2 separate regions of the Homo sapiens genome follow, and region 1 is linked to region 2. A link is an interaction called in ENCODE POLR2A ChIA-PET data of the cell type or tissue named here. Cell type or tissue: PC-9. All regions are shown on one strand. Each heading gives the region's core, and the rest is flanking DNA. Links, peaks and the distances in the headings are about the cores only. Region 1 holds the start of LOC101927053 (a long non-coding RNA gene). Region 2 overlaps CNNM4 (cyclin and CBS domain divalent metal cation transport mediator 4).

Region 1 (15,521 bases), core at 5,125-13,124, 140 kb before region 2:
TTCCACGACTGTGTTTAGCAATTGTCTGCCAAGCCAAACCACACTCAGCTCTGCTATAAATACCCCACACATGTGCCAGCCTGCCGTGCTCCTGCCCCTTTCCCTCCCGGAGCTCGCAGCTCCATGTCTGGTGTAATGAGCCACTTGCCTCCTCCTGGCACAGAGCTGCAATCGCACACCGTCTTGGATGAGCGGGGGAGAGAATTACACTCAGAAAGACAAATGAACGTCTGAGGCAGGCAGGGGCCGTGGAGTCCAGAAGAGCCACTTGTGACTGCTGTGATGAGTGTCCCTGTGTCCTCCTGGGAGTGGGAGGCGGCACTGGAGACATAGCCACTGGGTCTCGCTCTGCTCTGCAAAGAGCTGCTTCCCCCACTGCCTCCCGGTTCTCCCAGGATTTGACTGCGGCTTGCCCTTCATGCTGCGTGACAAATCCGTTGTCTCCAGAGGCAGAGTGGGCAGGAGAGATGAGAACTGTGGCCCTTTAAACACATCATCTCAAGTACTTTGGGACACAAACCCCGGCACGCAGACTTCAGCTTTCCCAGGCGCAGTTAAGCCTTGTGTGGGAGGAAAGCAGGGCTGTGTTGTCCTAGATCGGGCCCAGGGAGCTGCCAGGGCCTCATGTCGTGTCCCAGACACACCGTTTTAACATCTACCTCTTTTGGGCCCCAGACCTTGGCCTGGCGTTGACACCATTTCCCATCAGAGGATTCAGAACTACCCTCGAGGACCTGGCTGACAGCCGCAGGGCTGATTTCCCTGCTCCTGGCTCTGGGAGCAGGCTGGGGACCACCGGTCAAGCCCCTCAGGGCTGGGGAGGCTTTCCTGCCTGGAGCCCCTCCCCATGTCTTCCTCGGGGTAGGAGGATGGCGAAAATGCCTGGGTAGGTTTCCTGGGCTGCTGCGTTGTGTCATGGATTGGAGGGTGACCCCTCCGGAGTATTCGGGAAGCATCAAGGAGGTTCCAGCATCTCCTCCCCAAGGGTATGGCATCCTTCATGGATGCATGGGCCACAAGAGAAACCCCACGGCAGGCTATCTTCTCCCTGTGTTCCTTCTCGTCCTGGCTCCTCACCAACTCAGAGGCTGTCTTGTGCGAGCTGGCTCCGCCCAGGCATCTTTTTTCTGCTGACTTCCAGGGATGCCTCCATCCAGGGGAACGGATACCTCTGGGGCTTCTCCTGGGCTACCCACAGTGCCTCACAATGGCCAGGGCTCAAAATGAGGGCCTCAGACATCTGTGCATGTCCCCACCGTAACTGGGCTGTCTCTTTAGTTGCTCTGAGAAAGACAAGTCTTCCCACATTTCTTCCTAATCTCGGATTTCCTTAAAAGCCATCACCATCTCCCATCTAGCGCTTCCAGATTTCCTTTCAGAAAGATGCAGTCCTTCCGCAGCTGGGCCATGCAGATCTCCTGGCATCCAACTTGTTGGAAACAGTGGCCCTCTGCTCAATGATGAGACTGGGGAGGGGAAACAGGAGGACATTTCAAGGAAAGGATGGAGCGTGGATATGAATGGGAAGCGGGTGGTGGGGGAGCTCATCAGCATCCTCAGAGGGGCTCATGCCCACGCTGCAACACAGAATGGGACTTGCCAGGTGCCCCCATCTCCCCCAGGAGCACAAAGGAGGTCTTTAGGTAGCTGTGCATGGTCCTCCAAGGCTGTTCCTGCTACCAAGCCCAGCTGAAGTTAGAGCCCTGCTCTGATGCGCAGGCCTGGCCGCTGAAGACCAAAAGTCTGGAGCTGTTTCCTGGTGCCAGAAGCCTTGGCCACTTGGTTTTCTTTTCTTTTTTTTTTGAGACAGAGTTTCACTCTTGTTGCCCAGGCTGGAGTGCAGTGATGCCATCTCGGCTCACTGCAACCTCCGCCTCCGGGTTAAAGCGATTCTCCTGCCTCAGCCTCCTGAGTACCTGGGATTACAGGTGCGTACTACAATGCTTGCTAATTTTTGTATTTTTAGTAGAGATGGGGTTTCACCATGTTGGCCAGGCTGGTCTTGAACTTCTGACCTCAGGTGATCCACTCACCTCAGCCTCCCAAAGTGCTGGAATTACAGGCATGAGCCACCATGCCCCGCCAGCCACTTGGTTTTCAAAGGAGCAGCCTGGTGCAGAGACCAAAGGGGTAAATACATGACAATTAACACATTGACAGGGCGTCCTATCAAGTGAGGGGGCAATTGATTAAAGAGGCAGCTCTTGGTTAAGGTGGTAGTGGTGCTCATACACTGTACCTGCCATCTTCCCTCTGAGAATGTCAGAATGCCATGCAGATGGTAACTTTATTATTTTTTCAACTTTTGGGGGAAGAAGATGCGGAGACCTGGGTAGAGGCCAGTGACATGCCCCTTGTAAGGTTAATGAGTATTGAACGGTGTCTCCGAGACAGAAACCCAGTTCCTAGGTGCTGGCCACAGACCCTGGAGCCAGGCGTGGGACCAGTGAAGCTGCTTTGCTCATAAGAGTCCAATGGTGGGACCATCAGCTCACTCTAACCTGCTAAGCCCAGGAGGGGAGCAGGGATAATAGATAGGCCGTTGAATTCCCGGGCTGTGGCCCCTTGCTGGCAGCAGTGGTGGAGTTTCGGGGATCAGCTGATGCTGCAGCTCAGAACAGCAGCCACAGATGCCAGCAGTTTAGTCAAGTGATTCCTCTGAAAAGCGAGGATTAGAGGACCCCCATTATGTTGCCCATTAGTCCATGGGCTCACAAAGTTCTGGAACTCTGACCAGCCAGGCATTCACTTGGGAAGGCTGACATTTCTTTCCAAGGAGGACAGGGCTCTCCCCACAGCCACACTCCTCTCTGCAGCTCAAAAAACACATGTAACCACCTCACACCTTCAATGTTCCTTCTCCCCTTGGCAGCGTCTCTCTTCTGCAGATGTTTGTAGTCGACTCTGAGTGCCCCGTGCTGAGAAACCTGAAAGCACACCCACCTATGGCTGCGCGTGTTGCACGCTCAAGGCTGGTACGAACCAGAGCTTCCCCTCACGTACTGGCGCAGGCCCAGCCTGCGCCCAGATGTGCAAATGCCAGCCTTACCCATTCAGTTAGGGCCCTAATAAATGCTGAAATCTGGAAGAAGGACTGAGCCCAGCCACAGTTTCCACTCCCCCACCAAGTTTGGTTTGTCGGCACCAACTTCCTGGTACCTCGGAGACAGATCTCTCCTCCTTCCCCTCTGAGCCCAGCGCCAGTGCCAAGCAGAGAAGAGCAGAGACTTCACAGGAGCTGTAGGACAGTGCTCTTCCTCCCCTGTGCCAGGGGGCTGCCTGGAGCCTGCTGTCATCAGCAGTGTGGTTGTCATCAATATCTTCACTTACCACTGTTAGCAGGAACCTTAAGCCGTTTCTTAAGAGTGGAGAAGTGGGTGAGACAGCAGAGGGGACCCTCATCATAAGCTCACTTAACATACTTGAAATCAACAATGTACATTCGGCCATACGATGAAGGTGATCCCGCCCAGGCTCTCGTCCTGTGAGCGCGTGCCTGGGAGGGAGGCTTGTGGAAAGGGTGATGAGACTGCCATCCACAAAGCCCCACCGAGGTCCCCCTCACCGTAAGCATCTCACCACCCTGCGTGTGGCTTGATCTTTAAAGGGGGGGATTTTTCTTTCCCCAGCCCTGGTCTCTAACATCATCTGGTGCTCAGCCAGATTGGGTCCGTCACTCGGGGAAACTGGCCATGCAGGTCTTATCAGCAGACAGCACATCAGCTCAGGGTGACACCTTTGGAGGGGGTTTTCAGGGATGTTTTGTTCTGATTTCCCCCATACTTGCTGGCTTGTGAGCCAGCCCGTGTCAGCTACCACGTGGTGCACTTTGCAGTGTATGCAGGCTCACCCTTGTCGAACGGACCCAGGGAGAACTCACGGACTTTGGGGGGATTGGAAGTGTGATTTTCTGGTTTCCAAGTCCTGGAAAACTAAAGCTCGAGGCCTCACCTGAACGGTAGCATGTGGGAGCCAGTCCCCAAGGAGCCCCCCTCCATGTGTCCCCCATTCTTAGAGTTCACATAGTTCTGTAGCCTCCTCCTACACCAAGTCAGGTCGGCCCTGTGTGACCAGTAGAAGAGATGGGATGTCACTTTCGAGGTTAGGTTGTGGAAGGTTGTGGCTCTGTCTTGGGCATATTCTCTCTCCCTCTCTCTTTCACCACTGGCTTTGGAGAACCAGCGGCCATGTGGAGAAACTCTGTGGAGAGGCCCTGGGGCCTGTGGATCAGTGACCAGGTGAGTGAGCCGGGAGGCAGGCCCTCCAGCCTGTAGGCTCAGGTGACCGCAGCCCCACCCAACATCTTGAGGGCAACATCCGAGAGACCCCCGAGCCAGGACCACCCAACAGAGCTGCCCTGGATTCTTGGCCCTCAGAAACTCATGAGATCATCTGTGTGGAAGAATTTGCTGTGTCCAGCGGATGAGCAGCCTCAGGGCAGCAGTGTCCCACTTTGCGCCTCACTCCTGCCCCTGTGCCCCCTCCTGGGTTTCCCATCGTCACTGTTGTTGTCTTACCACAGGGTGCTTCCAGGCGAGGCTGGCCTGAATGAGAATGAGGAGCAGGACGCTCCCCAAGAGATTGCCTTGGACATCAGCCTGGGCCACATCTACAAGGTGAGTCAAGCCGCCTGCCTCATGCAGGGCACTCTCGGCTTACAGTTCAGACCCATTCAGCAGCTAAATTCCAGGAGCATCACGGAGAATCTCCGGCGAGCTCAGCACCATGGCAGGCACTGTGCTGGCTGTGGGCCGGATGCTACAGAAACTGTGTTATCGGACACGGGTCCTGATCTAGGCCCCAAGAGAGAGTTCTTGTACAAGAAAGAATTGGGGCCAGGCATGGTGGCTCATGCCTGTAATCCCAGCGCTTTGGGAGGCTGAGGCAGGTGGATCATTTGAGGTCAGGAGTTCCAGACCAGCCTGACCAACATGGTGAAACCCCATCTGTACTAAAAATACAAAAAAAAATCAGCCGGGCATGGTGGCGGACACCTGTAGTCCCATCTGCTCAGGAGGCTGAGACAGGAGAATTGCCTGACCCTGAGAGGCAGAGGTTGTAGTGAGCCGAGATGGCACCACTGCACTCCAGCCTGGGCGACAGAGCGAGACTCCATCTCAAAAAAACAAAAAGGCTGGATGCAGTGGCTCATGCCTGTAATGCCAGCACTTTGGGAGGCTGAGGCGGGTGGATCACCTGAGGTCAGGAGTTCGAGACCAGCCTGGCTAACATGGCAAAACCCCGTCTCTACACAAACTACAAAAATTAGCCAGGCGTGGAGGCTGAGGCAGGAGAATTGCTTGAAACTGGGAAGTGGAGGTTGCAGTGAGCTGAGATTGCACCATTGCACTCCAGCCTGGGCAACAAGAGAGAAACTCCATCTCAAAAATAAAAAGAATTGGAAGCAAATCCATAGAGTAAAATGAAAGCAAGTTTATTAAGAAAGTAAACGAATAGGCCAGGTATGGTGGCTCATGCCTGTAATCTTAGCACTTTGGGAGGCCAACGTGGGTGAATCACCTGCAGTTAGGAGTTCAAGATCAGCCTGGCCAACATGGTGAAACCCCGTCTCTACTAAACATACAATAATTAGTCGGGCGCGGTGGCGCGTGCCTGTAATCCCAGCTACTTGGGAAGCTGAGGCAGGAGAATTGCTGGAACCCGGGAGGCGGAGGTCGCAGTGAGCCAAGATGGCGCCACTGCACTCCAGCCTGGGTGACAGAGCAAGACTCTGTCTCAAAAAAAAGTAAAAGAATAAAGAATGGCTACTTCATAGGCAGAGCAGCCCCAAGGGCTGCTGGTGTAGTATTTTTATGGTTATTTCTTGATTATGTGCTAAGTAAGAGGTGGATTATGAGTTTTCTGGGAAAGGGGTGGGCAATTCCCAGAACTGAGGGTTCTTACCCTTTTTAGACCATATAGGGTAACTTCCTGACATTGCCACGGCATGTGTAAACTGTTATGGTACTGGTGGGAGTGTCTTTTAGCATGCTAATTCACTGTTATTAGCATATAATAAGCAGTGAGGCCGACCAGAGATCACTCTGGTCATCATCTTGGTTTTGGTGGTATCTGGCCAGCCTCTTTACTGCAACCTGTTTTATCAGCGGGGTCTTTGTGAGCTGTATCGTGCCAACCTCCTATCTCATCCTGTAAGAATACCTAACCTCCTGGGAATGCAGCCCAGTAGGTCTCAGCCTTGTTTTACCCAGCCCCTATTCAAGATGGAGTTGCTCTGGTTCAAACGCCTCTGACAAGCACACTCTCCACACCTGTGCCTGCCACCCAGGACCCTGCAGGGGCCTCACTGTTTCCTGAGCTCCTACCCAACATGGCCGCGGGGCTCACAGTACCATCCCTTCTGCCTAAGTGTCTCCCAGGGAACTGGTCCTCGAAGTACTCTCCCGTTCCCCCATGCCCTGGCCACCCCTGCCCTCTTTTCTCTCTCCAGTTTCTGGCGCTGTGTGCCCAGGCCCAGCCGGGGGCCTACACTGATGAGAACCTCATGGGACTGATTGAGCTGCTGTGCCGCACCAGCCTGGACGTGGGGCTCCGCCTGCTGCCCAAAGTTGACCTCCAGCAGCTTCTCCTCTTGCTCCTGGAGAACATCCGGGAGTGGCCAGGGAAGGTACTAGACGCCCAGAGCCTGGTCCTCATACAGCTTCATCACTAGGGACCAAGGTGGCCCCTAGAGTGCCCTGGGTGGGGATGGCACTGCCTGGAGGTCATCGGAATGTCCCTGATCTCCGTGACTGCCCACTTACTCCCCTGTGCGGGCTGGGTGGCGAGAGCAAGGGGAAGGCGGTGTCCTCCTGTAGCCCATGGGGTGCCGTTCTCCTGCAGCTCCAGGAACTGTGCTGCACCCTGAGCTGGGTGTCTGACCACCACCACAACCTGCTGGCCCTCGTGCAGTTCTTCCCAGACATGACCTCCCGGAGCAGGTGCGTGCTGCTCCCCCGCTGCCTCCTCCCTCTCACACGCATCTCTTCGGGGTCTTGTAGGGATCCAGAGTCCTCCCCATCAGCCCCAACAAACCTCCCCTGCCCAATTTCTAATCCCCAGGAGGGAGAACTAAAAATATAACTCACTAATGAGTTCTTTACAAATGAAAAAAAGCTTAATTTTCTTAACATGGTCTTATTAGCAAAACAATTGCCTTGTGCAATTAGCTCCTGCCTGCAGGGCCCCCACTCTCCTTTCTTTGGGGCTCCCTCCCCAGTCTTCAGCTCCTCCTCGTCATTCAGACCTCAGCTGAATTCTGTCCCCTGATCACCCGACTCCCACTCGCACACTCTCGATTCATCCTTCTGTTTTCTTTTCTGCCTAGCATTTACCCATGCCAGAAATTATGTTACTCTTTGTTTCCTTGTTTATGGCTGTGGCTTTCCTCGAAGTTACCTCTACCAGAACAGCTACCTTGTCAGGGTCACTGCCATATTGTCCCAGATCTAGAACAGTGCCTAGCGTGCTGTTCGGCGCTCTGTAAATTTTTTTTTTCTTCTTCTTGAGACAGAGTCTTGCTCTGTCACCCAGGCTGGAGTGCAGTGGTGCGATCTCGGCTCGCTGCAAGCTCCACCTTCTGGGTTCACGCCATACTCCTGCCTCAGCCTCCCGAGTAGCTGGGACTACAGGCGCCCGCCACCACACTTAGCTAATTTTTATATTTTTAGTGGAGACAGGGTTTCACCGTGTTAGCCAGGATGGTCTCAATCTCCTGACCTCGTGATGTGCCTGCCTCGGTCTCCCAAAGTGCTGAGATTACAGGCATGAGCCACCACGCCTGGCCTGTAAATTCTTTTCGAATGAATGAAGTGGGTAAACAAACTCAGCCCAGGAGGAGATAAGGCCCATTGGCTGAATCTGGCCCGGCTTCTCTCTCCACTTTCCTTCTCCCACTTTTGGCTACGGTCTTACAGGATTGCCTGCCCTTTCCGGAGCAGACCACTCCCATCCACTCGCCTTGCTCTTCTCTCTCCCTCTTCCCTTCTCTTTCTGGGCCTGTCCCTTTGCAGCTCCTCCTGCCTAGAATGACTCCTTTCCTACCCCTCAACTTTGGCAGACACCTCTGTGTTACCCTCCACTGGGACCCCTTCCCTTCCCCTGCACTGTTCCAAGGGTGGTCTCTGGGAGCCGGCTTGGAGTTTGAATCGCCTCACACCCCAGGGCCCAGCCTGGTAGAGGCTCTGCTTGTTGACTAAGTTACCTTCAGTTGTCCTGGGCTCCGCTTCAGTGCTGAGCAGGCAGTCCCATCTCTTTCTGTCTTTCCTGGGAATCTGGCTGGCAGAGAGGCAGCCTGTGCACAGTTGGGAGAGGGCAGGTTTCATCCTCTCTCTGAAAGAATGGGACTTCTGGAAGCTCTGTCAGAGGACTCCAGGGGCCTCAGTGAGGGAGGCTGCCTGCAGCCCAGCAGCCTGGTATTTCTTCATGGGATGGAGAGGCCGACCCTGCCTCCTGATTCCCTGTTCTCCCCAGACCGCCCATCCACTCTGCTTTGCCAGCTGGAAATTACAGTCCTAGAGGTTTCTGCCATCCCCACCTGTTACCCCTTTCGTCCCTAAATCCTGTCCTTTCTGCCTTCTGTATCCTAAATCCAACTCCGTGACAGCCAGGACCATGTCTGGCTCACGTAAATCAGTCACCTCCTTTCATCTCACCGGCTCACCTGGAGGGTGGCAGAGGCATTTCTTCCTCTTCTCCAAAGTCTGCCTGCTCTGTAGATGCCTGGGGGTTCCTGTGATGATCACGTCTCTGCCTTACCATGCTCCCCATTGCCTGCAGGGCCAGGTGCAAATTCTTAGGCTGGTCCCTAGGCCCCCTCATCCACCTCGTCCAGCCAGTTTCTCATTTGCTCCATCCAGGGCATGGTGTTTGTGGTTGTTTTTCTCACACATACACACAATAAACCTCACTCTTTTCACAGCTGCATAGTATTTCCCTAGTGTGTGTGCCACTGTAGTCTCCTAATGTAGCAGGGCGACCACAGTCCAGAACCCCTCAGACACCAAGTTGTGGAAGGAAAGGGCTTTATTCAGCTGGGAGCATTGACGGGCTCACGTCTCCAAAAACCGAGCTGCTTGAGTCAGCAATTCCTGTCGCTTTTAAGGGCTTACAACTCTAAGAGAGCCCGCGTGAGAGGGTCGTGATCGATTGAGCAAGCCGTGGGTACGTGACTGGGGGCTGCATGCACTGGTAATCAGAATGGAACAGAACAGGACAGGGTTTTTCACAGTGCTGTCCCGTGTAATGTCTGGAATCTATAGATAACATAAACCGGTTAAGTCAGGGGTCAGTCTGTAACTACCAGGCCTGGAACGCAGCACTGGGCTGTCTGACTACTGATTTCATTTCTTTCTTTTCTTTAACTCCTACTTTTTCTTTGAGGCAGAAATTGGGCATAAGATAACATGAGGGGTGGTGTCCTCCCTTACTAATACTGGACATTCTTCCAGTGACTGTTTAGTGTCTGTGCAGATATTTCTATGAGATAAATTCCTTGATGTGAAATTGCAACCCTAAAGTATGTAAAGCTGGACCTATTAGTAACACCACCAAATAGGTATGAAAGTGCATATTTTTCTGCATTCTCATTAATACTACATATTCCCAGTTTTGTTTTTGAGTTTTAGTCAATCTGGTGAGTGGAAAACATCATCCTGTGGTTCTAATTTTCATTTCCCTGATTGCCAGTGAAACTGAGTATCTTTTCATGTATTTATTGGCCTTTTGTGTTTCTCTTACTGTAAATTACCTTTTGGTATTTCTTACCCACTTTCCTATCAGTTAATTTATCTTCTTATCAACTCTGTTGATCTTCATGTTGCTTATTATGTTACAGTATGTTTTCTCCAAAGGTTATATAGATTGTCCTTTTTAAATCTTTATGTATGGTACCTTTCAGTGAACTGGAATTTTTTTTCTTTTTTTTTTTACTTTTTCAGTCCTTTTTTTTTTTATTTTAGAATAGATTTAGATTTACAGGACAGTTTTATGGATAATGCAGAGAATTGATTGGGATTTTTGTGTAATGTAATCTTTCCATGTGGAAGACGAAGGGTTTCCCCACCAAGACCATAAAGATAGTGTGCTTTCTTCTCTTTCAGGACTGGCTTTACTTTGTGTCCATCAGCTCTTAATCCCAACTCAAATCTGTTTGTCCTTGGTATGAGAGAAGGATCTAACTTGATTTTTTCCATCCCCAAACAGCCAGTGGGGACCCAACGTCAATTTTTCTGCCTTTTGTTTTGTTTTTTGAGAGAGGGTCTCACTCTGTCACCCAGGCTGGAGTGCAGTGGTACCATCATGGCTCACTGCAGCCTCGACCTCTTGGGATCAAGTAATCCTCCTGCCTCAACCTCCTTAGTAGCTAGGACTACAGACAGATGCCAACACACCCATCTAATTTTTAAATTTTTAGTAGAGACAAGGTCTCCCTATGTTGTGCAGGCCGATCTCAAATCCCTGGGCTGAAGTGATCTTCCCACTTCAGCCTCCCAAACTGCTGGGATCACGGGTGTGAGCCACCATGCCTCAGCTTTTTGGTCTTAATAATTCATCCTTTCAAGACAGATTTGAAGCTACCTTCTCCATATCCTAAGTTTATGACTTCACTCCTTCATCTGCTAGCCATGTTAAACTGTGATTTCATGAATCAGTGTCTTTTGTGGAATCTGTGGGTAGCTCCAGGGCCCATGGCAATTGCCCTTTAAATGCCAGGAAATGAATGAAACAGAGCATCTTGCGCCTGCCTTTCAGGCAGCCACGTCAGCAGGGTGATGCTTTGTGCCAAGAGCTTTACTAGGAAGGAGGGTGCCTTATCGGGATCAGTGTTATTGATTTTATTTTTCTAAATAGATAAAAGCATTCAAATAAAACAAAATTCGTAAGGTACCAAGGAGTACCTTTTTGAAAGTACTCCTTTCAAATTTGATGTTGAAAATGCGCTTCTTCCCCTGAGCCAGAGCCACCTGGCTGGCCGCCAGCCTCTGTCTGCGTGTGCACGTACCCGCCGTTTCCGCACCTTCTTTGCTCTTCAGGGTGTGTTCTGGCCGTCATCCCTGATTGGGTTGTAAAGGGCTCCTAATTCTTTTTTCCTGCCGCGTTGTACTCACTGTGGGTCTTCAGTGAGCTGCTGCTCCACTGTGCTTCCCGCGGCGGCCACAGAGCTTACTGGCTGCCTTCACTGGTGGCTGCCCCACTGGGCTCTGTGCCCAGACTGACCCCAGGAAGAAGGGCAGATTGGTGTACGAAGGGCTGTCACACTCTTTGTCTGCTCGACTGACTGGTTAAGCACAAAGCGAGAACTCCTGCTGACACTCATGCAGTACACCCGCAGCCCCTGCCTCAGCGTTCAAGACTTCATGGGATGCACTGCAAATGTAAGGAAGAGCTGGGCCTAACCATGAAAAATGAAAGTGAATACTAAGGCAGACCACCTGAAACAGAGCCAAGGGGAAGAGGAGGTTCTTGGAGGAACATCCACCTTGGGAGGTGGCGCCATTGGGGCAGCTCAGGCAGCTTTGGGAAGAGCAGCATGCCATCCCCACTTCTGTTCAGGGCTCCTGCAACTGCTTGCACTCTACTGAAAGCTGATGTCCCAGGCTCTGGGGATCCTCTTCCTTCACTGCCTGCGGCTATTCATTAAACATCCTGTGTGCGCTGCTTCAAAGCAGAAGGTCAGATGAAGCCAGCTCCCGCAGGCTGCCTGGTCAGATGGAGGAATGGACAAAGCCTGCGTAAAACGGCTCACGAAACCAGCCCTGACAATGACGTAGAGTTCCTTGCCTGGCAGACCAGAATCAATCCGAAAGGACAGTGCTGCCCAGTGTTGGCAGGATGTGAGGAAACAGGCATATGCTTCCCTGCTCATGAGATGCGGTCAGTAGTCCCTCTGGAGGCCAGTTTGGCAAAATCAAGCAAATGACTTTAAAATGTGCACACCCTTCAAAAAGCTAGATCGTTTTCTGGGGAACTAGATGGCAAAGATTCATTGACAAGGATGTTTGGCATAGCAATGTCATGATAGTGAAGAACTGGAAATTGCCTCAGTGCCCCACCATCGATTCAGTTCTGCCCGTGCTACGGAGTATTATATGGTACCTAAAAATGATGTCACAGGAAAATGGGAAAGTTAATGAAATACGCTGAGTGGAAAAAAGGCTTTGAAGCCATATGTAAAGTGTGATGCCAATTCTGTTTAGGGGAAAAGAAAGGCCATCTTTGGGTGTGAGGTTAATAGGAGTGTTTTTGGTTGCCTAGGGCTTATTTCCCCCTTTCTTTTTTTCTTTTTCTTTTTTTTTTTTTCCCACTCTGTCGCCCAGGCTGGAGTGCAATGGCACAGTCTCAGCTCACTGCAACCTCCGCCTCCCGTGTTTAAGCGATTCTCCTGCCTCAGCCTCCCAAGTGGCTGGGACTACAGGTGCGTGCCACCACACCCAGCTAATTTTTGTATTTTTAGTAGAGACGAGGTTTCTCCATGTTGGGCAGGCTGGTCTTGAACTCCTGACCTTGTGATCTGCCCGCCTCGCCCTCCCAAAGTGCTGGGATTATAGGCGTGAGCCACCGTGCCCATCCTCTTATTTCCCCTTTCTAAAGACCCTGTCGGCCTCCAAGCTCCTGCTCTTACCCCCACAGCCAGTTCTCACCAATTAGCCAGAATCACTTCTATTTAATAAGTTTTTAAAGTTTTGTTGGCTGGGTGCGGTGGCTCACACCTGTAATCCCAGCACTTTGGGAGGCCGAGGTGGGTGGATAACTTGAGGTCAGGAGTTCAAGACCAGCCTGGCCAACATGGTGAAACCCCGTCTCTACTAAAAATAGAAAAAAAAAAAAATTAGCTGGGCATGGTGGCATGCACCTGTAATCCCAGCTATTCAGGAGGCTGAGACAGGAGAATCATTTGAACCCGGGAGGCAGAGGTTGCAGTGAGCCGAGATTGTGCCATTGCACTCCAACCTAGGAGGCAGAGTGAGACTTCGTCTCAAAAAAAAAAAAAAATTTGGTTATAGATAATTTCAAGACATATACAAACGTTGAGAGGCTAGTAAAATGGACTCCATGTACCCATTTTCCATCTCAGCAAACACAGCCGTGGAGACTCCTCCTTCCCTCACCCATTGCCCCCCACCCCTGCCCCACATCATTGTGAATCAGAGCAAATGATTAGACTTATTTTATTCAGTACGTGTCTCTAAAAAGATAAGGTCTTGGTGGTTTGTTTGTTGTTGACAGAATCTCTTTCGCCGAGGCAGGAGTGCAGTGGTGCCATCCAGGCTCACTGCAGCTTCGACCTCCTGGGCTTAAGTGATCCTCCTGCCTCAGCCTCCCGAGTAGCTGGGACTACAGGCATGCACCATCCCACCTAGCTAACTTCTTTAAGTTTTTGTAGAGACAGGATCTCCCTGTGTTCCCCAGCCTGGTCTTAGACCCCTGGGCTCAAGTGATCCTCCCACCTTGGCTTCCCAAAGTGCTGAGATCACAGGCATGAGCCACAGTGCCCAGCCCTTGGTGGGTATTTTAAAACATAATTACAACATTATGATGACACCTAAAACACTGAACCATAAAAGAACTGTCATAAGCAATTGAGTCACTTCCCTGCTCCAGAATCTTCCAAGACTTTGCATCATCTTGGAAGGAAGCCTGGAGTCTTTAAGGTGGCCGCTAAGGCCCCTTTGCGGTGTGGCCCTGCCCTCTGCTCTTCTTCTCCCTGTCCCTGCGGTGCACTGGGCACTTGTGTCTTGATGCCCACCCTCCCTCATGCCCGCACGTTGGTAGGAGACTCCCCCCTTCTCATCATGGTGGTCTCTGCTCACATGTCACTGCCTCAGAGAGGTTTCACCTGATCCTTTTTTCCAAATGAGCTGCCACCTCAGGGCTCTGCACAACCTCCCTTTCCTTCATTTTTCTCCACGGACTACCAGGACCAGAAGTGAACTATGACCAGCCCTCCCCATGAGTATGAGCTCCCTGGGCGGGAGGGCCCCGTCCATCTCCCCCATGTCTGCATCCTCAGCACCCAGAACAGAGCGTGGACTAGAATATCACGGGTGCTGAGTAAATATTTGGCAAATAAGTAAAAGCCAACAATGTTTGGCTCTCTTCTGATCTCTTCCTGTGATGGAAATACATTGAGGTTTGCGGGGGGTGTGGGCTTCCTTCCTGTGTTGAGGAGGCGTCTTCCTCGCACCCTCCTCTGCACAGAAGCCGGGAGTCAGGCACTCCTTTGTTCCACCTCTGGGAGCGAGACCCAGGCCTAACCACTTGGATGCTCCTGAGGAAAGGACTCAGGGACGGCAGTCCTCACAGGCTTTTCTGGCCAGGGACCCTGCTGCTCCACACCCCTTGGCCAGGTTCTCCATCTTCCTGTGAATTCTGGAGCACCCCAGGATCCTCTCAGTGTTCTTATGTCTGGAGCAGCCAGCCAAGCAGGTTCTGTGTGGCCACCAAGGAGGAACTGACTGATGGAGCGGAAGTGCAGACAGGCTAGGGAGAGAGCAGCCTCACGCTCGTCAGGTCCTTGCGCACTGGGGATAAGAGCTGGGACAGGCGCAGATGCACCGTGGCTTCCCTCGAAACCCTCGTTTCCCTCCCATTTTGTTCACTTCCTCACTGTGGGGCCAGAGGGCCCCACCTTTCCTTCTCCCCTTACCACTGCCCGGCCCTGGGTCAGCTCCTGGACCCCTTCTCCACTGTGGACTCCCTGCCTGCCTGTTCTCAGACTTGAAACTGCACGGCCAAACAGTGATGCCACATGCATGTCCCTTGTCCCCACCTTGGCTCTTGACCCCTTCAGGCTGCCCGGAGCCACAGCGAGTTCCTGGCCAGCCTCCTGGGGACCTTAGCAGACTCCATGCTTCCTGCTGCTGAAGCCTCTGCACTCCCAGCGAACAGCCACCCCCACTAGACAAACGCAGTGCTCTCAGTTCTCACCTCCCTGCTGCCCACTGCACCCTTAATTCTGGATCCTGGCAGTCCTGCCTCTCCCAAAACCTTCTGCAGTCATCCCTTATTCTTGTACCGTTTGCTTTTTGTTCACTAGCTTTCTCTGCAGCAAATAAATGCGTTCCTGCGTCTCCTACCTTAAAACAGCCGTTCTGTCTCCACCCACATCTCCCTCGAGCTCCTGCCGCAGCTCCAAGCTTCCTCCCCCAGTTCTCTTTCACTCATGGCTGAATCCTGCCCACCCTCGGGCAGGTTGGATTCTTCGGAGCTCAGAGTGTCACAGAGAGCTCTCACTGTGGGCGGGTGAGGCCAGAAGGTCTGGAAGGAGGCAGTCAAGGCCCAGTCAACCTGGAGATTTCAGAAGGGCACCAAACCTGGAGGAAGGAACAAGAGGCAAGATGAAGGTCGCATCCGGAGCCTGGGCTGGAGCTGGGAGGCAGACAGCAGCGTGAAGGTGGGCGGCGGTCAGGCCATGATCGCCAGGAGGGGGACATGGCTGGAGAGGACGCGGCTCCCTCTCAGGTGGGATGTCTGAAGGACCTAAAGGGCCAGGAGCTGAGGAGACACCTCTTGGGGCACCA
Region 2 (15,521 bases), core at 2,790-10,789:
CATTCTATAATACATGTACTAGTATAACAGCACATGTACATAATTTTTGATTGAATGGAGGCACAAACTAAAAAGAAAAAAAAAGGTTTTAAAATAGGGGCAAGATGAAAAGCTTGAAGAGCTCCCTTTAGAATACCCCGTAAATGCTGGGCACAGTGGCTCATGCCTGTAATCCCAGCACGTTGGGAGGCTGAGGCAGGAGGATCATCTGAGGTCAGAAGTCTGAGACCAGCCTGGCCAACATGATGAAATCCTATCTCTACTAAAAACACACAAATTAGCTGGGCGTGGTGGTGCCCACCTATAATCTCAGCTGCTCAGGAGGCTGAGGCATGAGAATCGCTTGAACCCGGGAGGCAGAGGTTGCAGTGAGCCAAGACTGCAACACTGCACTCCAGCCTGGGTGACAGAGCCAGACTCTATCTCAAAAAGAAAAAATAGCCCCATAAAGATAGCTATGCCTCAGTTGCCTCTTCGCACAGGACATGGTCAACCTCCCCCTGCCACCAACCTGTCTGGGTGACCATGTTCCCAGGAGAGAGTTGCCCTACATCTACTGTCAATCCCACTCTTCCTAGGAGGAAGCTAAGGCCCAGAGAAGTCATGCCCAGGGTCACACCCCAAGGGGTGATCAGGCTGGGATACAGAAATGGGACTTCTGCTACAGATAGCCTTCTTCCTTTAATACAAGCCCATAGTGGGTGAAGCTATTGACAAACTGATGATGGGGACTCTAAGACTGGCCCCTCACCCTGGGGACAGGTCTTTATGCCTCTGATTTTCCATTTAGCTAGTAGTCTCTAGATTTTTAAGCTTTTACTATGGAAAATATCAAGCATCTACAAAAGTAGAGATAATAATCTAATTACACCCTCACCTAACAATTAACAGCTCCTCATGACCAGCCTTTCTTCCTCGCTACTCCCACTTGCTCTACTCACTGATTTTGAAGCAAAGCCCAGGTTTTATCTGTAAACATGTATACATTTTACCTGAAAATATTTAGTATTTCAATATGTATCTCTAAAAGATAAGGACTTTTTTTTTCTTTTTTTTTGAGACAAGGTCTTGCTGCCACCCAGGCTAGAGTGCAGTGGCACGATCCTAGCTCACTGCAGCCTCGACCTGCTGGGCTCAAGTGATTCTCCCGCCTCAGCCTCCTGAGGAGCTGAGGCAACAGGCATGAGCCACTGCACCCAGCTAATTTTATTTTATTTCATTTTATTTTATTTTCGTAGAGACAGAGTTTTTTTCTGATATCGGTAACAAAAGTGGAAGGAAGAAAACTAAGATCACTTATAATCCTGCCTTCCAAAGATAACTACTGTTAACTGTGTATTTTCTTTGGTGTTTTAAAATGGATATATATAGATAAAATATTTCCACCACAAATTGGATCACATATATTGTTTTGTACGCTGCTTTTTAAATTCTTTACATTCTTTGTATTTTCCCATGTCACTAAAAAGTTTTATAAAAAACAGAATGACTTCATAACATGTCATTGTACAGATGCATACACAATCCCAGTCCCCATTGGGCTCTTAAATTGTGCCTTCTCCCCGTTTTTGCCATATGAATATCCTTGTGTATAAATATATGTAACTGTATCTCCATGTCCTTAAGATAGGAGTCAAAGAAAGGGTTTTGTGTGTTTAACTTTCTGAAGTTCCCTAATAAGTCAGTTCAGACTTAATGCTTCCTAGAAGACACAGTCAGGACAATTAGGAAATCAGGCATCAGGAGACCAAAAATGGCAGGTTTCAGAAGCTACGGCTGTCAGAAAGCAAGGAGAAAAACAAGGAACTTGAGCCATCTGCTGAAGAAAAAGAACATGAAGTGGAGAGAGGAGTGAACTGTGTCCCACCCAGACGCTGGTCCCTGGGAGCAGGATCTCTCCGTGGCCAGGAGGTGCAGGGGGTCCCAGCAGTCCTACCAGCACCATCAGCGTCCTTCTGAGTTCAGACCCTTCCAGCAAACTGCTTCTTCCTTTCCACCCAGTCCGTATTCTCAGAAGCACCTCTGGCATTTTCTCCTGGAACTGCAGAGCTGGAAGCATGGCTCACAGCCATCTCGCCCCTGCCCCAGCATCCCCTACCAGAGGTGGCAGGGAACCCCTTCCCCGCTGTACCTTTGCTCAATTGCTTACAGAGAGGCACAGCTCACTCATGGCCTTGTGAGGCTCCATTCTTTGAACCTTTTTGGCAACCAGCTAATAATCCACAGGCAAATCAACCTAAAAGTGAGACCATTAATTTTTTTTTATTTATAATTTTTAAAATAGAGACAGAGTCTCACATGTTGACCAGGCTGGTCTTGAACTCCTGACCCCAAGAGATCCTCCCGCATTGACCTCCCAAAGTGGTAGGATTACACGTGTGAGCCCCCATTCCCAGCGTGGACCACTATTAAAGAGCCCACAGGTCCCATGTTGATCCTAAAGACTTAACCGAAATTCTGTTAAATACTTTGCTGAAATACATCTATTCTGGGACTAGCTTTCCATTGCACTAACCTAGTAATCCTACCCTCCCCAACATACACAAAAGAAATGAAAATTAGCTTTTTTTCCCCTTAGTAAACCCCAGTTGGTTCCTGGTCATCATATACTGTTTCCAAATGTTTACAAACTACTAAAATCATTCCAAGGAATCATTGATGTCAAACAGAGAGGAAAACTATAGCAACAGTTGAGGTGATGCCAGAGGCTGATACTGGTTGTTAGGTGTAGGAACAGAAGGGGAGGAAGAGGACAAGAATATTACTTGCTCACTATCAAACAATTATTTTTCCTGCCATTAAAGAAAAAAAAATGATATGGTATCTTTCTTCAGTTTAACAGCGGGAAAACAATTATAGTCTCATCTGTCTCATGAGCATAAATGCCAAAATTCTTTTTTTTTTTTTTTTGAGACAATGTCTCACTCTGTCGCCCAGGCTAGAGTGCAATGGTGCAATCTCAGCTCACGGCAACCTCTGCCTGTCAGGCTCAAATGATCCTCCCACCTCAGCCTCCCAAGTAGCTGGGACTACAGGCTCATGCCACCACACTCAGCTAATTTTTTTATTTTCAGTAAAGACAGGGTCTTCTGGGCTCAAGCAATCCATTCGTCTCAGCCTCCCAAAGTGCTGGGATTACAGGCATGAGCCACCACGCCTGGCCGATGCCAAAATCCTAAATAAAGATATTGGCAAATCAAATACAGTGGTGTGTAAATAGAATAATGACACTAAGTTAGTTCTACTCCGGTTATACAATAAATTTGGGATTAGCATTAAAAAATCAATCAGTGTATTTCAGAATAAAGAAAATAGGTTATTCAATCATCTCAACAGATACAAAAAGAGCATTTGGCAAAATTCAACACCTATTCATCATAAAAATTCTTAGCAAACTAAGGGGAGAAGGGAATTTCCTTGATCTGGTAAAGGAAATCTACAAAAAACCCTACCAAAATCATACAAAATGATCAACTTTGAAAGCCTTCCCAGGAGTTCCAGAACAGCCTGGGCAACATGGTGAAGACTAAGCAGGTGATTACCCAGTTGGGCTTTGAATTGTCCTTCCTCCAGGGAAGGGAGGGGTCTAGAGATTGGGTTCAATCCTGTGGTGAATGACTTAAATCAAACATGTAATGAGGTCTGGATAAAAACTCTGGACCCCAAAGCTCACTGAGCTTCCTGGTTGGTGAATACATTAACATATCTAGACAGAGTGCCCTGACACCACAGGCAGAGGGCATGAAGCTCCTCTAGGACCGACAAAGCCTCATCCTATGTGTATCCCTCAAAATAAAACTATAATCAGGTGCGGGCATGGTGGCTCAAGCCTGTGATCTCAGCATTTTGGGAGGCCAAGGTAGAGGATCACTTAAGCCCAGGAGTTTGAGGCTGCAGTGAGCTATGATTGTGCCACTGCGCTCTAGCCTGGGCAACAGAACAAGACTCTGTCTCTTGGCTGGGCATGGTGGCTCAAGTCTGTAATCCCAGCACTTCAGGAGGCTGAGGCAGGTGGATCACCTGAGGTCAAGAGTTCGAGATCAGGCCGGGCACGGTGGCTCACGCCTGTAATCCCAGCACTTTGGGAGGCTGAGGCAGGTGGATCACGAGGTCAGGAGAGCGAGACCATCTTGGCTAACACAGTGAAACCCCGTCTCTACTAAAAAACACAAAAAATTAGCTGGGCATTGTGGCGGGTGCCTGTAGTCCCAGCTACTCGGGAGGCTGAGGCAGGAGAATGGCGTGAACCCGGGAGGCGGAGCTTGCAGTGAGCCGAGATTGTGCCACTGCATTCCAGCCTGGGCAACACAGTGAGACTCCATCTCAAAAAAAAAAAAAAAAAAAAAAAAGAGTTCGAGATCAGCCTGGCCAACATGGCGAAACCTCATTTCTACTAAAAATACAAAAAAAAAAAAATTAGCTGGGTGTGGTGGTACGCGCCTGTAGTCCCAGCTACTTGGGGAGGCTGAGGCAGAAGAATTGCTTGAACCCAGGAGGCAGAGGTTGCAGCGAGCCAAGATCGTGCCACTGGACTCCAGCCTGGGCAATAGAGGGAGACTCCATCTCAAAAAAACAAACAAACAAACAAATAAAAACAAACAAAAAAACCTGTCTCTTAAAAAAACAAAACAAACAAAACAAAAACCTGTAATCCTAAGTGTAGCACTGTCCTGAGTTCTGTGAGTTGTTCTAATGAATTACTGAACCTGAGGTCATGAGAACCCCCATACACAGAGTCTGTTGGTTAGCAGTGCACAAGTGAGGCCGGACATGGTGGCTCACGCCTGTAATCCCAGCAATTTGGGAGGCCAAGGCGGGAGGATCACTTGAAGTCAGGAGTTTGAGACCAGCCTGGACAACACGGTGAAGCCCGTCTCTAAAAAAGAAAAAAAAAAAAAAAAAGGGAGAGCAAGTGGGCAGTCTTGGGGAGGGCAGAAACCTTAAACCTGTGGAATCCAGTGATGCTAACTCCAGGCAGCTGGCGCCAGAACTAAACTACAGTACACCCCAGCTGGGGTGGAGATGGAACAACCTATAACAAACTTTGGAAAATCAAATTTTAGAGCCCTCATTTATGATCACCAAATAACTAGGAATATACTCAAGAAAAGATGTGTAAGATTTCCACACAAAAATATTTTTGAAAGAAACTAAGAGGACACAAATGAAAAGGTCATCGTGTTCACAGATTGGAAGATTCACTACTATAAAATGTCAAGTCTGGCCAGGCGCGGTGGCTCCTGCCTGTAACCCCAGCACTTTGGGAGGCCAAGACGGGCAGATTACAAGGTCAAGAGATCGAGACCATCCCAGCCAACATGGTGAAACCCCGTCTCTACTAAAATACAAAAATTAGCTGGGTGTGGTGGCACGTGCCTGTAGCCCCAGCTACTCAGGAGGCTGAGGCAGGAGAATTGCTTGAACCCAGGAGGCGGAGGTTGCAGTGAGCCGAGATCACACCACTGCACTCCGGCCTGGAGACAAAGTGAGACTCCGTCTAAAAAAAAAAAAAAAATGTCAAGTCTTTGAGTTGATCTGTAGATTCAGTGCAATTCCATAAAATTCCCAGGTAAAAAGCTAAGAATAGCTAAGACAATCTTGAAGAACAAAAGGCTTAACATTACCAGATATCAAAACTTATAAAGTTACTGCAATTATGCCAACATGGTTACTGGAGCAAAGAAAAAGAAACAGATCAATTAAATCTAAGAGTCCAGAGAGACCCACATGTGCACCACAGTCCAGTGAGAAAAGGGATCTTCTCAATACAAAGTCCTGGGTATCATATGGATTTTTTTTTTTTTTTTTTTTTTGAGACGAGGTCTTGCTCTGTCACCCAGGCTGGAGGGCAGTGGCACAATCTTAGCTCACTGCAACTTCTGCCTCCCAGGCTCAAACAACCCTCCCACCTCAGCCTCCCAAGTAGCTGGGATCAAAGGTGCATGCCACCACGCCCAGCTAATTTTTGTATTTTTGGTAGAGACAGGGTTTCACCATGTTGCCCAGGCTAGTCTCAAATTCCTGAGTTCAAGTGATTCCATACAGCTTTTAAAGAAAGAATATTGGCCAGGCGCGGTGGCTCACGCCTGTAATCCCAGCATTTTGGGAGGCCGAGGCGGGCGGATCACGAGCTCAGGAGATCGAGACCATCCTGGCTAACACGGTGAAACCCCGTCTCTACTGAAAAAATGCAAAAAATTAGCCGGGCATGGTGGCAGGCGCCTATAGTCCCATCTACTCAAGAGGCTGAGGCAGGAGAATGGCGTGAAGCCAGGAGGCAGAGCTTGCAGTGAGCCAAAATCGCGCCACTGCACTCCAGCCTGGGCAACAGAGCGAGACTCCATCTCAAAAAAATAAATAAATAAAATAAATAAATCACCCAGTCTCACAAACCAGACTTAGACAGTAGATAAGGTCACATACATATTAATTAGCTTGTTGTACACCACAAATATATATGGTTTTTGTCAATTAAATGCTTAAAATAAAAAAGCTATGTAAAGGCTAAAATCCGCAGAGTGGGAGAATGTATTTGCAATACATATGTCTGATAAAGGGTTCATAAAAATTAACTGGGACAAGTGGCATGCACCTATAGTCCCAGCTACTGAGGAGGCTGAGGCAGGAGGATTACTTGAGCCCAGGAGTTCAAGACCAGCCTGGGCAACATAGTGAGACCCTCATATAAAAAAAAATTTTTAAGGCAATCCTGCTTACAATAGCTACAAAAAAAAGATACATAGAAATAATTTTTTTTTTTTTTTTGAGACAGAGTCTTGCTCTGTCGCCCAGGCTGGAGTGCAGTGGTGCCATCTCGACTCACTGCAACCTCCACCTCCCGGGTTCAAGCAATTCTCTGTCTCAGACTCCGGAGTAGCTGGGATTACAGGTGCCCGCCACCATGCCCAGCTAATTTTTTTGTATTTTTAGTAGAGACAAGGTTTCACCATCTTGGCCAGGCTGGTCTTGAACTCCTGACCTTGTGATCTGCCTGCCTCGGCCTCCAAAAGTGCTGGGATTACAGGCGTGAGCCACTGCACCTGGCCCCTAGGAATAAATTTTTAAAGGGTCCAGATATACATAACTATATAAAGAATATATAGAATAAATAATATATAAATAACTCCTAAACATGGTTAAGAAAAAGGCAGAGAGGGTAAGGCACGGTGGCTCACACCTGTAATCCCAGCACTTTGGGAGGGCAAGGTGGGCAGATCACTTGAGTTCAAGAGTTCAAGACCAGCCTGGGCAACATGGTGAAACCCCACCTCTACAAAATATACAAAAATTAGCCAGTCATGGTAGCATGTGCCTGTGATCCCAGCTACTTGGCGGGCTGAGGTGGGAGGATTTCTTGAGCCCAGGAAGTCGAGGCTTCAGTGAGCCAAGATCGCACTACTGTGCTCCAGCCTGGGTGACAAAGCAAGATCCTGTTTCAGAAAAAAAAAAAAGGCAGAGAGTTCAAGACCAGCCAAGGCAACACAGGGAAAACCCTCTCTCTACAAAAAATACACAAAGTTGGCCAGGCGTGGTGGCTCACTCCTGTAATCCCAGCACTTTGGGAGGCCAAGGCAGGTGAATCACCTGAGGTCAGGAGTTCAAGACCAGCCTGGCCAACACAGTGAAACCCCATCTCTACCAAAAATATAAAAAATTAGCCGGGTGTGGTGGCACACGCTTGTAATCCTAGCTACTCAGGAGGCTAAGGCAGGAGAATCACTTGAACCCAGGAGGTGGAGGTTGCAGTGAGCCAAGATCGTGCCACTACACTCCAGACTGAGCAATAAAGCAAGACTCTGTCTCAAAGTAGCCAGGTGTGGTGGCGCACAGCTGTGGTCCCAGCTACTCAGGAGGTTGTAAAGTGGAATATATTGCTTGAGCCTGGGAAGTTGAAGCTATAGTGAGCCATGATTGCATCACTGCATCCAGCCTACGTGACAGAGAGACTGTATCTCAAAAAAGAAATAAAAAGGCAAGGCAAACCTCCTAGAAAACAGGCAACAGGCCGGGCGCAGTGGCTCACGCCTGTAATCCCAGCACTTTGGGAGGCCGAGGCGGGCAGATCACAAGATCAAGAGATTGAGACCATCCTGGCCAACGTGGTGAAACCCTGTTTCTACTAAAAATACAAACATTAGCTGGGTGTGGTGGCGCGCTCCTGTAGTCCCAGCTACTCGGGAGGCTGAGGCAGGAGAATTGCCTGAACCCAGGAGGCGGGGGTTGCAGTGAGCTGAGATTGCGCCATTACACTCCAGCCGGGGCAACAAGAGTGAGACTCCGTCTCAAAAACAAAAAAAAAAGAAAACAGTTAAGACACAAATAAAAAGAATAGTCAAATGGACAATAAGCATATAAAAATGTGCTCAATATCATAATTCACTAGGGAAATCTAAATTAAAACCACAATGAGGTGGGGCGCAGTGGCTCACGCCTGTAATCCCAGCACTTTGGGAGGCCAAGGCAAGGGGATCACAAGGTCAGGAGTTGGAGACCAGCCTGGCCAATATGGTGAAACCCCATCTCTACTAAAAATACAAAAAAATTAGCCTGGTATGGTGGCTCATGCCTGTAATCCCAGCTACTCAGGAGGCTAAGGCAGGAGAATTGCTTAAACCCATGAGGCAGAGGTTGCAGTGAGCCGAGATGCATCACCGCACTCCAGGCTGGGCGAGAGAGCGAGACTCCATCTCAAAACCACAATGAGGGGGATGAAAAGAGGTTTATTAATGGGTACAAATATACACTTAGAAGAAATAAGACCTGGTGCTCCATAGATCAGTAGGTGATAATGGTTAACATTAGTCAATTTTACATTTCAAAATAACTAGGAGAGAATAATTCAAATGTTCCAAGCATAAAGAACACATAACTATTCAAGGTGATGAATATCCCAATTACCCTGATTTGATTACATGAATCTATCAAATTATCACATGTACTGTGAAAATAGCTATTATGTATCAATAAAAGTAAATTAAAAAAAAACACAATGGCGGCCGGGTGCAGTGGCTCACGCCTGTAATCCCAGCACTTTCGGAGGCCGAGGCAGGTGGATCATGAGGTCAGGAGATCGAGACCATCCTGATCAACACGGTGAAAGCCCGTCTCTACTAAAATATAAAAAATTAGCCAGGCGTGGTGGTGTGCGGCCTGTGGTCCCAGCTACTTGGGAGGCTGAGGCGGAGGAATCACTTGAACCCGGGAGGTGGAGGTTGTGGTGAGCTGAGATCACGCCACTGCACTCCAGCCTGGGCAACAGAGCGAGACTCCACCTCAAAAAAAAAAAAAAAAAAACCACAATGGCACAGTGGCTCTGGCCTGTAATCCCAGCACTTTAGGAGGCCGAGGAGGGAAGATGGTTTGAGGCCAGGAGTTCGAGACCAGCCTGGACAACAATGCAAGACCACATTCTCTATACAAATTTAAAAATTAGCCAGGCGTGGTGGCCCACACCTGTGGTCCCAGCTACTTGGGAGGCTGAGGTGGGAGGACTGCTTGAGCCTGGGAGGTGGGGGCTGCAGTGAGCTGTGATCATGCTACTATACTCCAGCCTGGATGACAGAGAGACAAAACAAAAACAAAAACAAAACAAAAACAAAACACAGTGAGACACAACCATGCACACACCTTAATGGCAAACATTAAACACACATACACATACTTAACAATACCAGAGTTGGTAGGGATAGGAGTGAACACTGATACAAGCACTTTGTAAAACTCTCATCTCTACCATCCCTGTGCCTTAGCAATTCCGTTCCCGGGCATATTCCTAACAGAAATGCCTTCATACGTTCAGCAAGAGACATGCACAAGAGTGTTCTTAGCAGCATCATTTGTAATAGTCCCAAACTGCAAACAATGCAATGTCCATCAACAATATTACTGGTTATATAAGGGAATATTATGACAGCAACCAAAAGGAATGAATGACAGCTACACACAGCATGGATGAAGCTCAGACCCTTAACATTCAGCAGAAGCCAGACACAAAAGTGTGTATATATGATATGATTCACTTACAAAAGTTTATAAACAGAAAAACTTTGACCCACAATGACTGAGGGAGCAGGGCAGGGACTGGGAGGGTGCATGGGGTCAGGGGTGGGCTTCCAGGGTGTGGATAATGTGTTATTACTGGAGCTCAGTGGCAGTTAGGGGTGTTTGTTTTGTGAAAAGCTATCAGGCTGTACCCTTATGATTTATGCACTTTTCTCTATATTATGCATCAACAAAAAGTTTACCTAAAAAAAATCTAAAACTGACAGTACATTTTTTAGCATTTTTTAGCCTGAACTTACTGGAATCTCCCAATCTTCTGGCTTTTTTTTTTTTTTTTTTTTTTTTTTTTTTTTTTTTTTGAGATGGAGTCTCACTCTGTCTCCCAGGCTAGAGTGCAGTGGCATGATCTCTGCTCACTGCAACTTCCACCTCCTGGGTTCAAGCGAATCTCCTGCCTCAGCCTCCCAAGTAGCTGGGAGTACAGGCACACATCACACCCAGCTAATTTTTGTATTTTTAGTAGAGATGTGGTTTTGCCATGTTGGTCAGGCTGGTCTCGAACTCCTAACCTCAGGTGATCCACTCGCCCTGGCCTCTCAAAGTGCTGGGATTACAGGCGTGAGCCACTGCACCCAGCCTGCTCTCTTTCTTAACAGCTACAATCTCACTGCAAGGAGACACTGCATAGTGCTTCAGAGCATGGCTGCTAGGGCCACACAGCCTGAGGTTGCCACTTAGCTGTCATGTGACTGGGAAAGACTGTTGGCCTCTCTAAGCCTCAGTTTCCCATCTACAGCACTTGGAGGATTAAATAATTATTTCATAAATGTTAACCACTAACACAGGCACAGGCATTTCCCCTGTTCGTTCTTTTTTTTTAACTTTTTAATTTAAAAAAAATTTTTAAACACAGGGTCTCGCTCTGCCACCCAGGCTGAAGCGCAGTGGTGCAATCATAGCTCATGTAACCTCAAACTCCTGGCCTCCAAGTGACCAAAGATCTTTGTTGCGGAGGCAAGATGGGGCTCCAAGGGAACAGAGACTCACCTGGTGGCCTCTTCCCTCCCTCCCTGAGACACCTGGGAGGCAGCAGAGGACCAGTGAAGCTGAAATGAAAACACGTGACTGGCAAATAGAGCTGTGCTCCTTCCTTCCCCTGCCCCCTCCCACAGGGCAGCCCTCACATGACGCTCCTGCAGTCGGAACATGGATGCGCTGGCGGTCAGGACGGTGGGTTTAACTCTCCCCAATTTGGAAGGGGGGAAAACTAAGTAAATGAGGTGAATTTCCTCTTTCACTTTCATTTTTCTCCCTTGAGCTCTGCCTTCTGTTACCCTGACTATATACACTGGGGTTCAGATAAGATGGCATCTGAATTAGCATATAATTATATAGAGGGTTCTTTTGAGCTCAGTTTATTTATTTATTTATTTTTAATAAGCTTTCTATATTTAATTAACTTTTTTTTTTTTTTTTTTAGATGGAGTCTTACTCTGTCACCCAGGCTGGAGTGCAGTGGCATGATCTTGGCTCACTGCAACCTCCACCTCCTGGGTTCAAGCAATTCTCCAGTCTTAGCCTCCTGAGTAGGTGGGACTACAGGCACACGCCACCGCATCCAGCTAATTTTTGTACTTTTAGTAGAGACAGCATTTCACCATGTTGGCCAGGCTGGTCTCAAACTCCTGACCTCAGGTGGTCTGTCCACCTCGACCTCCCAAAGTGCTGGGATTACAGCCATGAGCCACCGCGCCTTGCCATTTCATTTAATTTTAAATTTTTGTGGGTACATGGTAGGTGTCAGTGTATTTATAATTCCAAAAATGACACCACCCTGAACAGCAGGGCAGCCTGCCAACGGAGACAGTGTATGAGAACTGCTGTGGCCACAGGTTGGCATCAGTGTCAACTGGGGCACCTTTGGATAATAGCAATAATAATTTTAAAAATAACTAATATTTACAGCATGATTACGCAGTGCCGGGCACAGGGCTCGGCACCTTGCACGCCTTACCTCACTTAGTCCTCACCATGAGGTCTGAGGGGGACACAGTCTTCAATGTGGATGACCAGATCACTAGCAGCTGAAGAGAAAGTCACTATTTTGAGCATTTCATGAAATAAATCACACTGTACAAGCATTTACTAATTTTTGAAACTGACTTCTAACTCTTGGGAAAGTTTCATGAGAAATAGGTTTCGGTTTAAGGCAGGACTCCTGGTGACAGTCCATGTATGCATAAATGTGGGCGTTTGCGAGCCTGTGTGTGCACATGGGGGGTTAGCAGGTGGGTGTGAACATGTGTGAGTGGCCCTGCCTGTGCATCTGGGAGGTAGGAGTGTGTGTGTGTGCAAGTGTGTGAGAGCACCTGCCTGTGCCTTTGTGGGGGGTATGAGTGTGTGTGTGCGTGCATGGGTGAGAGCGAGCCTGCCTGTGCCTTTGTGGGGAGTATGAGTGTGGGTGTGTGAGCATGGGTGGGAGTGAGCCTGCCTGTGCCTATGTGCGGGTATGAGTGTGTGTGTGTGTGCGCATGTGTGTGTGAGCGCCTGCCTGTGCCTATGTGGGGGTATGAGTGTGTGTGTGTGTGTGCACGCATGTGTGTGTGAGCGCCTGCCTGTGCCTATGTGGGGGTATGAGTGTGTGTGTGTGTGTGCACGCATGTGTGTGTGAGCGCCTGCCTGTGCCTATGTGGGGGTATGAGTGTGTGTGCGCATGTGTGAGTGAGCGCCTGCCTGTACCTATGTGGGGGTATGAGTGTGTATGTGTGTGCACGCATGTGTGTGTGAGTGCCTGCCTGTGCCTTTGTGGGGGGTATGAGTGTGTGTGTGCGTGCATGGGTGAGAGCGAGCCTGCCTGTGCCTATGTGGGGGTATGAGTGTGTGTGCGCATGTGTGTGTGAGCGCCTGCCTGTGCCTACGTGGGGGGCATGAGTGTGTGTGCGCACGTGTGTGTGAGCACCTGCCTGTGCCTATGTGAGGGGTATGAGTGTGTGTGCGCACGGGTGGGAGTAGAGCCTGCCTGTGCCTATGTGGGGGTATGAGTGTGTGTGCGCGCATGGGGTGTGTAAGCGCCTGCCTGTGCCTTTGTGGGGGTATGAGTGTGTGTGTGAGCATAGGTGGGAGTAAGCCTGCCTGTGCCTATGTGGGGTATGAGTGTGGGTGTGCACATGTGTGGGAGTGGCCCTACCTGGGGTAGGGGAGGGATCCTCCTTGCACTGAGGCTCCAGGCTGCCTCCTGGCCAGAGACCAGGCGTTCCAGAGAGCCTGGGAAACCAGTCCTGCAACAACCCTACCCCTTCACAGTAAATCAGCCCTGCAGCATGGAAGCAATTCTGATCGTAACCTCTGGGGAATGCTCCAGCAACACCAAGTTTAACCCCCAGCAAAACAAACTAGCAGCTGTACACCCAGCCTCTGGGCTCACCTTCCCGCAGAGGCGCACAGCACTGCCCAGCCCTTGTCCTGGTGCAGATTCTCTGAGAGACTCCGAAAGGATGATGGGGATAAGGATTTAATTTCTTATCAGCAGGGAATCTGAAGAACCCATCTAAACTGTGTTCCAAAAAGCAAGGATTTCTTTCTTTTTTCTTTCTTTTTTTTTTTTTTGAGATGGAGTGTGGCTCTGTCGCCCAGGCTGGAGTGCAGTGGCACGATCTTGGCTCACTGTAACCTCCACCTACCGGGTTCAAGCAATTCTCCTGCCTCAGCCTCCCAAGTAGTTGGGATTACAGGCATGCACCACCACGACCGGCTAAAATTTTTTGTATTTGTCTAAAAAGTAGAGACAGGGTTTCACCATGTTGGCCAGGCTGGTCTTGAACTCCTGACCTCAGGTGATCCACCCGCCTCGGCCTCCCAAAGTACTGGGATTATAGGTGTGAACCACTGCATCCAGCCATGCTGTTTGTTATAAGGTTTTTGTTTTGTTTTGTTTTTAATAGAGACAAGTTCCAGCAATGAGATGTATCTCTTTTATGGCTACGGAAAAATAATAAACACTAATAACAAAATAAAAAAAAAAAAAAAGAAAATCATCTAACAGTGGAATAAGCACAGAAGTAAGGAGTCCAGGCTCTAGCCTACGACATAAGCCAGGGGCCCTTTATGGAGCTTCTGACCCTCTCCACGACAGTACATTCTGGTGAGAGGAGAGGGGTAAGCGAGGCGCAGGGCAGGCGTGGCAGCAGACACAGGGGCTGAGAGCTGTAGTGCAGCAGGTTGGAGCAAATGGCAGCTACCGGCCAGACAGCTGCTTCCCACCCCCTCAGCCGAGGGCCAGCCGGGTACCTCTGGAAATTCTAGCACCTTCACACATCTCAGAGTCAGTTCTGCTAAGGAGTTCCAAGAATCCCTAAGACCACAGGAAGGCTTTGAGACAGCCTGTCCATCCCCCACGGGCTGGGGAGAAGGAACCAGGAGGCTCTGCGAAAATCAGTCACCAAGGCAGCGACAGAGGCCTGGCCCAGGCTGCCTTTCCATACACACTCTCCATGGCTGCGCGGCCTTTCAGGAGCCAGCGCTCAGTGCAGGACAACCATGCTGGCCCCTGCCCTCAAGGAGACTGGAGGCCTGTAGTAGCGACTCCTTCAGAGGGGCCAGGCTTCCTTCCCCTCAAAGATGTCCTTGCTGTTCAGTCAACCAGGTTCATGTGGGAGGGGTGCAGAGAGAAGGCACCCAGGGATCCGCACCGCCAAGTCCGTCTAGAAAAGGAGGGGAAGCAGCCCGGGAGGCCTGAGCCACACCCCCAAAGCTGCTGCGAAGGACGGTGAGGCTCACCTCTCAGCCTTCGGGTCTTGTCCAAGCTCTCCCAGGGCAACACGTACCAGAGTGGAAAACGCCATGTCTACCCGCCCTAGCAAATTCCGCTGAAATGTCTTCCCAGACTTTTACTTACGAGACAGGCCTCCCCTTCCCAAGGGCCCCCTGCTGATCCTGTAGGGCCATTCCCTGATGTTGTGCTCCTGTGTATTCACCCATTTTCAAGGTTAAACATCTGCTCGGTGCTTCCCGTCCTGACCAGAGGTGAGCAGAAAAACACTGGAGCGGGATTTCCTAGTTAAAAATACGAGACCTTTGAAAAGTAAACACCAGAATAACTAAGAACCTATCAGGGCCTCGATGCACAGCATTGCCTTCCATTGCACAAACAAGAGCTCTGAGAAGAGAACTGTCAAGTGAAGACACGTGAGTGTCCTCTCAGTGCTGGCTCCTCTTTGGGAACCCGCCCATAGGCTGCATGGGGCCAGCCAGGAAGGAGGTGCAGCTGCCCACTGGCTGGCACGCACCAGGCCCCTCCACGTGCTCATGTTCCCTTCCCACAGCACTGCACTAAAGGGAAAGTGAGAAGGAGCCTGGCCACAGCTCTGTCAGCTGTCCCTGCTGGGACCTCTGCCTGCACCCGGAGTATTAACCAGCTCCTGTCACTCTCAGATACACCTGCCCCCAGGCAGCTTCTTGAGATCAAATCACCATATTGAGGCTATTACCAGGCAGGGCTGACGGAGAACCGGTGCAAAGCT

The links. Peaks named below come from ENCODE experiments on the same cell type or tissue, not always from the same donor. Only the 100,000 strongest peaks of a DNase experiment are listed, where the experiment ranks them.
Region 1: POLR2A ChIA-PET joins it to region 2 with 29 read pairs; 2 of 35 experiments call an interaction of 5 or more read pairs at or near these places.

What each region holds. Positions count from the first base shown.
Region 1 is chr2:96,912,585-96,928,105 of GRCh38, reverse strand. It overlaps FAM178B (family with sequence similarity 178 member B), which reads left to right. Exons shown (of 17, transcript NM_001122646.3): 10 at 4,523-4,616; 11 at 6,452-6,628; 12 at 6,844-6,941. It overlaps LOC101927053 (a long non-coding RNA gene), which reads right to left and starts at 9,000. Exons shown (of 3, transcript NR_110209.1): 1 at 8,663-9,000; 2 at 8,204-8,331; 3 at 2,269-4,062. RefSeq lists enhancers at 401-1,114, 14,183-14,870. In PC-9, for the core only: no CTCF peak of the experiment used is centred there; no DNase peak of the experiment used is centred there.
Region 2 is chr2:96,769,801-96,785,321 of GRCh38, reverse strand. The region is part of intron 1 of CNNM4 (cyclin and CBS domain divalent metal cation transport mediator 4); the gene reads right to left. Among named protein-coding and RNA genes, the nearest start is that of CNNM4, 17 kb to the right of the region's middle. RefSeq lists enhancers at 11,217-11,276, 11,997-12,126, 14,951-15,521. In PC-9, for the core only: no CTCF peak of the experiment used is centred there; no DNase peak of the experiment used is centred there.